Regions from separate parts of the Homo sapiens genome. Here region 1 is linked to region 2. Evidence: chromatin contacts called from ENCODE Hi-C or POLR2A ChIA-PET data. All regions are on one chromosome and are shown on one strand. The core of a region is the stretch at or near the end of the contact, and the rest is flanking DNA. Distances in the headings are between cores, read along the strand shown. Region 1 holds the start of SAXO3 (stabilizer of axonemal microtubules 3). Region 2 holds the start of RPL18 (ribosomal protein L18).

Evidence for each region. Hi-C counts contacts between places; a loop is a spot of excess contacts on that map. ChIA-PET counts read pairs that join two places held with the same protein, here RNA polymerase II (POLR2A). Pooled maps may share reads with other maps.
Region 1: a pooled map shows a loop between it and region 2 (2.8-fold over the local background). The contact joins the promoter of SAXO3 here to the promoter of RPL18 in region 2. A Hi-C loop is called at or near these places in 1 of 50 pooled maps. POLR2A ChIA-PET finds 5 or more read pairs at or near these places in 5 of 52 experiments (GM10248, IMR-90, Panc1 and 2 more).

What each region holds. Positions count from the first base shown.
Region 1 is chr19:49,018,997-49,022,798 of GRCh38, reverse strand. SAXO3 (stabilizer of axonemal microtubules 3) reads left to right here and starts at 2,250. Exons shown (of 5, transcript NM_001396011.1): 1 at 2,250-2,424; 2 at 2,690-2,890; 3 at 2,991-3,152; 4 at 3,799-3,802. The coding sequence starts at 2,284. LOC124904738 (a long non-coding RNA gene) reads right to left here and starts at 2,706. Exons shown (of 2, transcript XR_007067288.1): 1 at 2,125-2,706; 2 at 1-1,902. It also overlaps a transcript of LHB not described here. RefSeq lists an enhancer at 1,524-1,673.
Region 2 is chr19:48,617,928-48,621,994 of GRCh38, reverse strand. It overlaps RPL18 (ribosomal protein L18), which reads left to right and starts at 2,817. Exons shown (of 7, transcript NM_000979.4): 1 at 2,817-2,854. The coding sequence starts at 2,852. SPHK2 (sphingosine kinase 2) reads right to left here and starts at 2,489. Exons shown (of 7, transcript NM_020126.5): 1 at 2,452-2,489; 2 at 1,442-1,593. The coding sequence starts at 1,480. RefSeq lists enhancers at 2,146-2,235, 2,396-3,075, 3,346-4,067.

The DNA.
Region 1 (3,802 bases), core at 1,001-3,500, 400 kb before region 2:
TTTATACAGAGTCACAGTATGAGAACTCTGGTAGAAAACAGTGTGGGGTCGGGGGATGACATCGCAACTTTACTCTACATTGGGAAAGAAACAGACCTTAAAATTTTCCAGCTTGATGGCCAGGTGCGATGGCTGATGCCTGTAATCCCAGCACTTTGAGAGGCCAAGACAGGCGAATCACCTGAGGTTAGGAGTTCAAGACCAGCCTGGTTAACATGGTGAAACCCCGTCTCTACTAAAATTACATAAAGAAATTAGCTGGGCGTGTAGGCGGGTGCCTGTAATCCCAGCTACTCTGGAGGGTGAGGCAGGAGAATCGCTTGAACCCGGGAGGCGGAGGTTGCAGTGAGCGGAGACTGTGCCATTGCACTCCAGCCTGGGCAAAAAGAGGGAAAGTCCGTCTCAAAAAAAAAAAAAAATTGTCCAGTTTGAGTGGGACATGAGGTTCTGACTAACTCGCCGTCCCCCTGGCTAGGATCAGGGGGTTATTCGTCATTGAGAGCCCTTGAGTAGGGTCAGCAAAATCCAACAGAAGGGCCCCAGAAGCATGATTCAGGGAGGAACAGTAAGTGGGATTGTGGGCCTGGCTGCAGAAGGCAGCCTCAGGTTTCCTTGTCTGAAGAATGGGCTCGTGGGATGAGATAATGAGGGTTGAGGAGGCAGAGGCCTAGACCAAAAGCTATTTTTTTTTTTTTTTTTGAGATGGAGTCTTGCTCTGTCCCCTAGGCTGGAGTGCAGTGGCATGATCTCAGCTCACTGCCACCTTCACCTCCTGAGTTCAAGTGATTCTCCTGCCTTAGTTGGGATTACAGGTGTGCGCCACCATGCCTGGCTACTTTTTATATTTTTCGATAGAGACAGGGTTTTGCCATGTTGGCCAGGCTGGTTTCAAACTCCTAACCTCAAGTTATCTGCCCGCCTCTGCCTCTCAAAGTGCTGGGATTACAGGAGTGAGTCATCGTGCCCGGTGACCAAAAGCTCTATATGGTGAAGAAATGACAAGGGAAGCCAGGGACAGACCACAGGAGTTCACAGTAGCCCTTCACCTATGACCCCTATTACCCATCTCCCTACATGTGTTGCCAACACACAGACATACAGACACACACACACTCACTCTCTCTCTCTCTCTCTGGTCCACAGGACTTCACAATAGCCCTTCACCTATTACCCATCTCCCCACATGTGTTGCCAACACACAGACAGACACACACACACACACACACTCTGTCTCTCTCTCTCTCTCTCTCTTTCTCTCTGTCTGGGACAGACCACAGGACTTCACAATAGCCCTTTACCTATTACCCATCTCCCCACATGTGTTGCCAACACACAGACACAGACACACACACACACTCTCTCTCTCTCACTTTCTCTCCCCCTCTCTCTCTCTCAGGTCCAGCTTTGAGCAAAGGACATAGGCACCCCCTCCACCAATCTGTACAGACCAGGCCCCTCGGCAGGGAGGGGTGTGGCTGCCTCCGTTTCTACATCTCCTTGTTACCATCTCTGATTTTGCTCTTTTTTGCCGCCTTTCTCTCTGTCTCTAACTTCCGGTGGCTCTAGCCTCTGGGTGAGTACTAATAGCTCCGTTTCCAGCGTGGTCTGTGTCTTCCTCCCTGTCTCTCTCCTCTCTTGTATTTCTTTCTCACTCATCAAAGCCCATGTTTTTCGCTATGGTCCGGTGCACTTCTCTGTGGGTGCCTCCCTGTTTCCACACCCCGCCTACCCAGGTGGAACTTTTCAAGCCAATCAAAGGCAGGCAGGACAGCCAATGCTAGTGCTGATTACTTCAGCACGTGCATGCAGGGAGGGTCGGGGAGCCCCGGGGATGTCTGGAAATCGTTACCCTGAGGTGGGCAGGCCTGGTAGAGGGAGGAAGCAGCCAGGAGCATCTGGGCCCTGGAAGAAAGGGGGGTGTTTCTCATGGATGTCCTGAGTTGCTAGGTGCAGCGCAGGGGTCTCTGTCTCTCTGTCTGGATCTCTGACACCTCCAGGTCCCTGTCCCTCTTTTTGGGTTTCTCTCTCCCCCACCCCCTGGGTCTCTGAAATACTGAACTTCTCCTTCCCTTTCCACCCTCCTATCTTTGAGTCTCCATTCCCCCTCCTTGTGTTTCTTTGTACCCCTCTTGGGGTCCCTGTCTCTGGGTCTCTTTCTCATTCCATCCATCCAGGTGCCTGCAGGCCCTTGATTGACTAGGTTCTGGGTGGGCGGGTTCTGTCACCTGGGGCAACAACCACAATAAGCCAGCTCCTGCTTGGCTACGGAGTGGGGGTGGAACCATGGCCAGTGGCACCCTGGCTCCGGGCTGTCGTATCTCTGCAACCGAGGTACCTGGATCCAGGCCCAACTGCCATCTCACCAGCAGCTACTTTTCCCACCGCATTATCCCACCCATACCCTTCACCCCGCCCACGGTGCAGGTGAGCGGACCCTACGCTGCAGCCCTGCCGGGCCTGGAGACCCAGAAAGATAGGGGCTAAATAAAGCGGATTGGGAGCTTGGACTCCTCTCTGAAGGAGGAGGGTCCTGGAGTTCTGGGTCTGAGAGAGGAGGCACCAGGGAAGCTGAATGCCAGGGACTGCAGAGGAAAGGGCTGGGGGCCGACTGGAAGAGGTCAGAGTTTGGGGTGGGGGGTGATAGGGACTCCTGAGTCTTTCTAGCTGATGTGCGGCGCCTTCTCTCCAGTCCACGGTCGCGGACCCTCTACCCCAAGTTGCAAAGCAGGATTCTCACAACTGGGCTTTCGACGAGGTCCTCAGCAGATGGGAGACAACCTCTGGCTCGGCCTACGTGCCCAAGACCCATGGCGGGCCCTGCGCCCAGCCCAGAGCCCCAGAGCCTGCAGACCCCACGCGGACTGTGGGGATCAAGGATTTAGGAGAAAAGGTAAAGTTTGGGGAGTGCCGGAGTCCGCAGGGGACAGGGCGGGGGACTGCATTTGAGTCCCCTGCTCCTTCACGTGAGTCTCTGGGTCGCCTTTCCGCAGCTCAGACACCGCGGCTGGCGCCTCCCACTGACCACAAAGTACCAGAGCAGCGAGACGAGGGCGCAGTACACTGGCTCTCCCAGCGGGGACCCGCGCGCCCCGGAATACTTCGGGCCCCAGCCCCCACAACTCGCAGACCACCACCGCGGGGGTCCTTCCCAGGTGTCTGGGTGGAAGCCGGCGCCGGCGAGACGGGGCGGAGCTCCGGGAGCCTGGGGCGGGGCCAGAAGGAATCACGGCTTTGGGGCGTGGCTAAAGGGTCTGGGGCGGGATCGCGAGGTTAGAGGAGCCGGGGGAGGGGCTGGGCATTAGGCCAGGCCAGAAGGACCAGGGACTACAAACTCACCTTCAGGGCTCCTAAGCTGCTGCGGAGCTAGACGGCGGGCTGTGGGTGGGGAGGAGACTAGAATATTCTGAGACGGGGTCAGGTGGGAGTTGGGAGAGGTAACTTGGAGTTGCTGCCCAAGATGCAGCTCAGCTCCAGTGGCCACACCAAGACGGTTTAAGACAGAGCGGAACCAGGGAGGTTGTTTTTGGTGGCTGGGGGCTTGGGTTTGAGTTCCTTGAACAGCAGAAGGTGCTTGGATTTAGGGAGGTGAGGCTGGGAAGGGTTCGGGTATGAGAAAGGAAGCTGAAGTTCCCTGGCGTGGGTGGCAGGAAGGGCTCTAACCCTGGGGCGGGGTGTGAGGGCCGTGGCCGTCATGGCTGTCGAGGCCGAAGGAGAGGGATTCTGAACTCGGGACCCAGGGCTTGGGATGGGGTATGAAATCTATGTCTTGGGTATGCCTCCTCCCCCAATCTTGCTCAGGCTC
Region 2 (4,067 bases), core at 1,568-4,067:
CGTGAGCCACTGCGCCCGGCCCGAGATTGAGTCCTTTAAAAATTAACTGCCTGTTTTTCTGTTTGTGGCTAGTGAGCCTTATCTAACTCCCTTTCCCAGGCATCGTGAAGACCCTGTTTCTCTAACTGTGCAGCTGCAAGGTCACTAGACAGGATAAACTCAAGTCCTAAAACATGTTTTTCCTTGAAAAGTAAGAAATAATGTAATGCATGTCTCAATTGAATAACTGTCTTTGTTTCTCGCTGCTATAATATGCTTCCCCCTGCACAGATCTCCCCCTACCCCACGAAATACTTAAAATGTAACTTGACTCTTTGTTCGGTGCTCAGTCTTTTTCGATGTTAATCTGACTGGGCCAGTGCACCTAAATAATAAATAATAAGTATCCTCCTCAACCCCTCAGTTTCTCTGATTCCTAAATTATCCCACTGGAACACCTGCCTGGAGAGAAGGTCTGAAATCACTTATGGAAGGGCTCCCAGGCTGGGCGCGGTGGCTCATGCCTGTAAGCTCAACACTTTGAGAGACTGAGGTGGGAGAATCCCTTGAGCTCAGGAGTTCAAGACCAGCCTGGGCAACAGAGGGAGACCTAGTCTCTAGAAAAAATAAAAAAATTGGCCGGGTGCAGTGGCTCATGCCTGTAATCCCAGCACTTTGGGAGGCCGAGGCCGGCGTATCACCTGAGGTCGGGAGTTTGAGACCAGCCTGACCAACATGGAGAAACCTCATCTCTATGAAAAATACAAAAGTAGCTGGGTGTGGTGGCGCATGCCTGTAATCCCAGCTACTTGGGAGGTTGAGGCAGGAGAACTGCTTGAACCCGGGAGGCGGAGGTTGCAGTGAGCCAAGATCGTGCCATTGCACTCCAGCCTGGGCAACAAGAGCGAAACTCCACCTCAAAATAAATAAATAAATAAAAATAAAAAAATTAGCCAGCCATGGTGGAGGCTACTTGGGAAGCTGAGGTGGGAAGATCACTTTAGCCCAGGAGGTTGCAGCTGCAGTAGGCTGTGATTGTGCCACTGCTTTCCAGCCTGGGCAAGAGTGAGACCCTGTTTTTTCTTTTTTTTTTTTGAGACGGAGTCTCACTCTGTCACCCAGGCTGGAGTGCAGCGCGATCTCGGCTCACTGCAACCTCTGCCTCCCGGGTTCAAATGATTCTCCTGCCTCAGTCTCCCGAGTAGCTGGGATTACAGGTGCGCATCACCATGCCTGGCTAATTTTTGTATTTTTAGTAGAGATGGGGTTTCACCATGTTGGCCAGGCTGATCTCGAACTCCTGGCCTCAGGTGATCCGCAGGCCTTGGCCTCCCAGAGTGCTGGGATTACAAGCTTGAGCTACCACGCCTGGCCTCCAATTTTTTTTTTTTTTTTTTAAAGAAAAGCTTCAGATTTTGTCTTTCCACAGTATGAGGATCTTGGCTTTTAGATGGTCCCTTACCTGGTCCTGCTGCTCCTCTGCTTCAAGGTGTCCATTCATCTGCTGGTCCTCTGCTCTGTTACATCAACGGGACCCTGGCCCTGGGTCTTAAGCCATAGTAGGCTGGTAGGAGCAAGGAGTCAGGTCTCACTGTCCTGGCCTGACCTTCAGCTCTGTGGAGGAGAGGTAAGTGAGGAGCAGCATTGACAGCCAACTGCAGGAGGCCCTTCCAGGCTCAATGTGCCTGAGAACCAAGAGGCAGGGGCCTCCCTGGCGGGTGGGGGGAAGAGTAGATAAGTCATTTTAATCACTGCCCCAGCCAGTCCATCTGGTTGCACACAATATGTATGCTATAATAGGAGTGAAGGCTAATTTTTATTGAGCACTTATTATGTGCAAAATATTGACCTCAGCAGTTTTATTAACTTTCATAATCCTGAAAAACACCCCTGTGTGCCAGGCCTGTTGTCATCCCCTTTTTGTCCATAAGGAGAGTAAGGCCCAAAGAAGTTAAGTGATTTTCCCAAGATCACAGAGAGGTTAAATGACTTGCCCAATCACCCCATTAGTAACTAGCAGAGCCAGGATTTGAATTTGGTTATAGCCTTGCAAGGCCCCATCTCACCATCTTTCTTTGCCACTACTTCTCCCTGGGTCTCCATCTCACCCCTCTTTCTAGGTCTCCTTCCTACCCTTTGGGCCTCCATTCCCCCCACCCCCAAGCCACGGAGTCTCCATTTTGCCTCCCCTATGAAACTCTGTCTCCCTCTTTCTAGGTCAGGGAAGGGCCATCTAGGGGCCGGGGGAGAAGGAGAAGCGGAACTCAAAGGATGGGAATACAGGATGCTATAGATTGAGGTGCAGCAAGATCATCTCGGGTTAGACCTTAAGTAGGACTTCCCAAGCAGCGGCTGCGCCTACGAAGTGCAGCGCGAGATCAGGGAGCGGTGAACCTGATAAGGAAACGCCCGAAGCGTGGGGTCGGAAATTTCCAGATGCCCCGACTAGCCCTGCCAGCCCCGCCTCCTCACCTCCAACACTGGGCCCGCCGGGTCCTCCGGGAGCCACTGAGAGGCCGTCGGCGTCGGGCCAGAGCGTCACCGCGCGACGCATCGTGCTAGCTACACGCATCTCGCTCCCAGATCCCTTTCTTCCGGAAAGCTATCGAGAACACGGCCTGGGTAGGGCCAGAGAGGCCCCCGACGTGCTGGCCCTTCCCTCTTGGACGTTGCGCTTGTTCCTGCGCTCTATGCTCTCTGCCGTTATCGCCCGGCTAGTCAGTCGTCCAACTCACCACAGAGAAGTCCGGATCGTGGTAGAGCGCCGCGTCGCACCCATGTGACGTCACGGCGGCGCCACTCGCTTGAGGCTTTCCCCGCCCACCCCAGCCCGTTCTCTCTTTCCGGACCTGGCCGAGCAGGAGGCGCCATCATGGTGAGCTCGCTTTGCGGCGTTCGGGGCTGGATAATCCGCTGCCATCCGCCGTGGTTTTGGGCTAGGGGCACGCTGGAGGGCGGCAGGGGGTCTGCGGCTGCCCGGAGGGAGCAATTCCCGATACTGGGGACCTACTCTGGGGGCCAGGAAAGCAGGGATGGGTCAGTCATAGCCTACCGCCCCCACTTAGTAGATGACCAAGTGGAGGTACTCGGAGGCTGATATGACTGGGTTTACAAAGCCAGGAAGTGGCAGAGCCAGGATTCCGACCCAGGTGGCTGGACCCGCAGCCACTCTTAGTTATTTGGCTTTGCTGCCTTTATCTGGACCTGTCACTTTCTAGTATGAAAAGTCGGGTTCGATGGGGGCCGCGGCGGGTGAGAGGATCGAGAGCCGAATAACTGGATTTGGGGACCAGGCAGGTCTCTGAGTCTCAGGCCCCTTCCCACCTTGTGATGGTTTTTGAGCCTTTGCCCCAGTGTCTGGCTGTTCGTTGGGTACACAGTAATCTCATCTGACAAGTTTGTGAATTTGGGAAGAAATAATTCACAGGAGATGCTCATCACGGGGTTTTGCACACAGTAAGTGCTGCATAAGTGGAGCTATTAAATAGTTCTTGTAATTGTCAACACAGTCTGAAAAACTTAAGTTGCTCAGAAAGGCAGCAGGGCGGTAGGAGCCTGGCGAGGCGGCTCACGCTTGTTATCCTAGCACTTTGGGAGGCCGAGGCGGGAGGATTCCTTGCCCAGGAGATCAAGACCAGCCTGGCCAATATTGTGAGACCCTGTCTCCACTTTAAAAACGATGTTTTAAAAAGACACTATTTGGTAAGGGTTGTTGGATTGACTGATGCTGTAGGAGAGGTGGTTCTAGTAGTATTGCTAGGTTCTGAATAAGGATTCGTTTTCATCATTACTGCCATTGGTTTGATATTTTTGGTTATCCCTCCGGGTATGGGAACCAGTTTTGATAACATTGTTGCAAAATACAAGTTGTAAAGAATTGACCTTTTTGTATTAAGTTAATATGATTGCTGTGTTACGATGTTTCAGGGTTCTGTGTGCCATGGGCTGAAGGCTTTGTAAACAGCCCCTTTTTACAGAGGGATCAGTGGCAGCCCACAGGTCTCCTGGTGGTGGGCCTGGGATTTGAGCTGGTGTGTTCAGACCTGGGCTTGTGTCCCAGCTCTCAGTTTCAGAAATAAGTAATAATT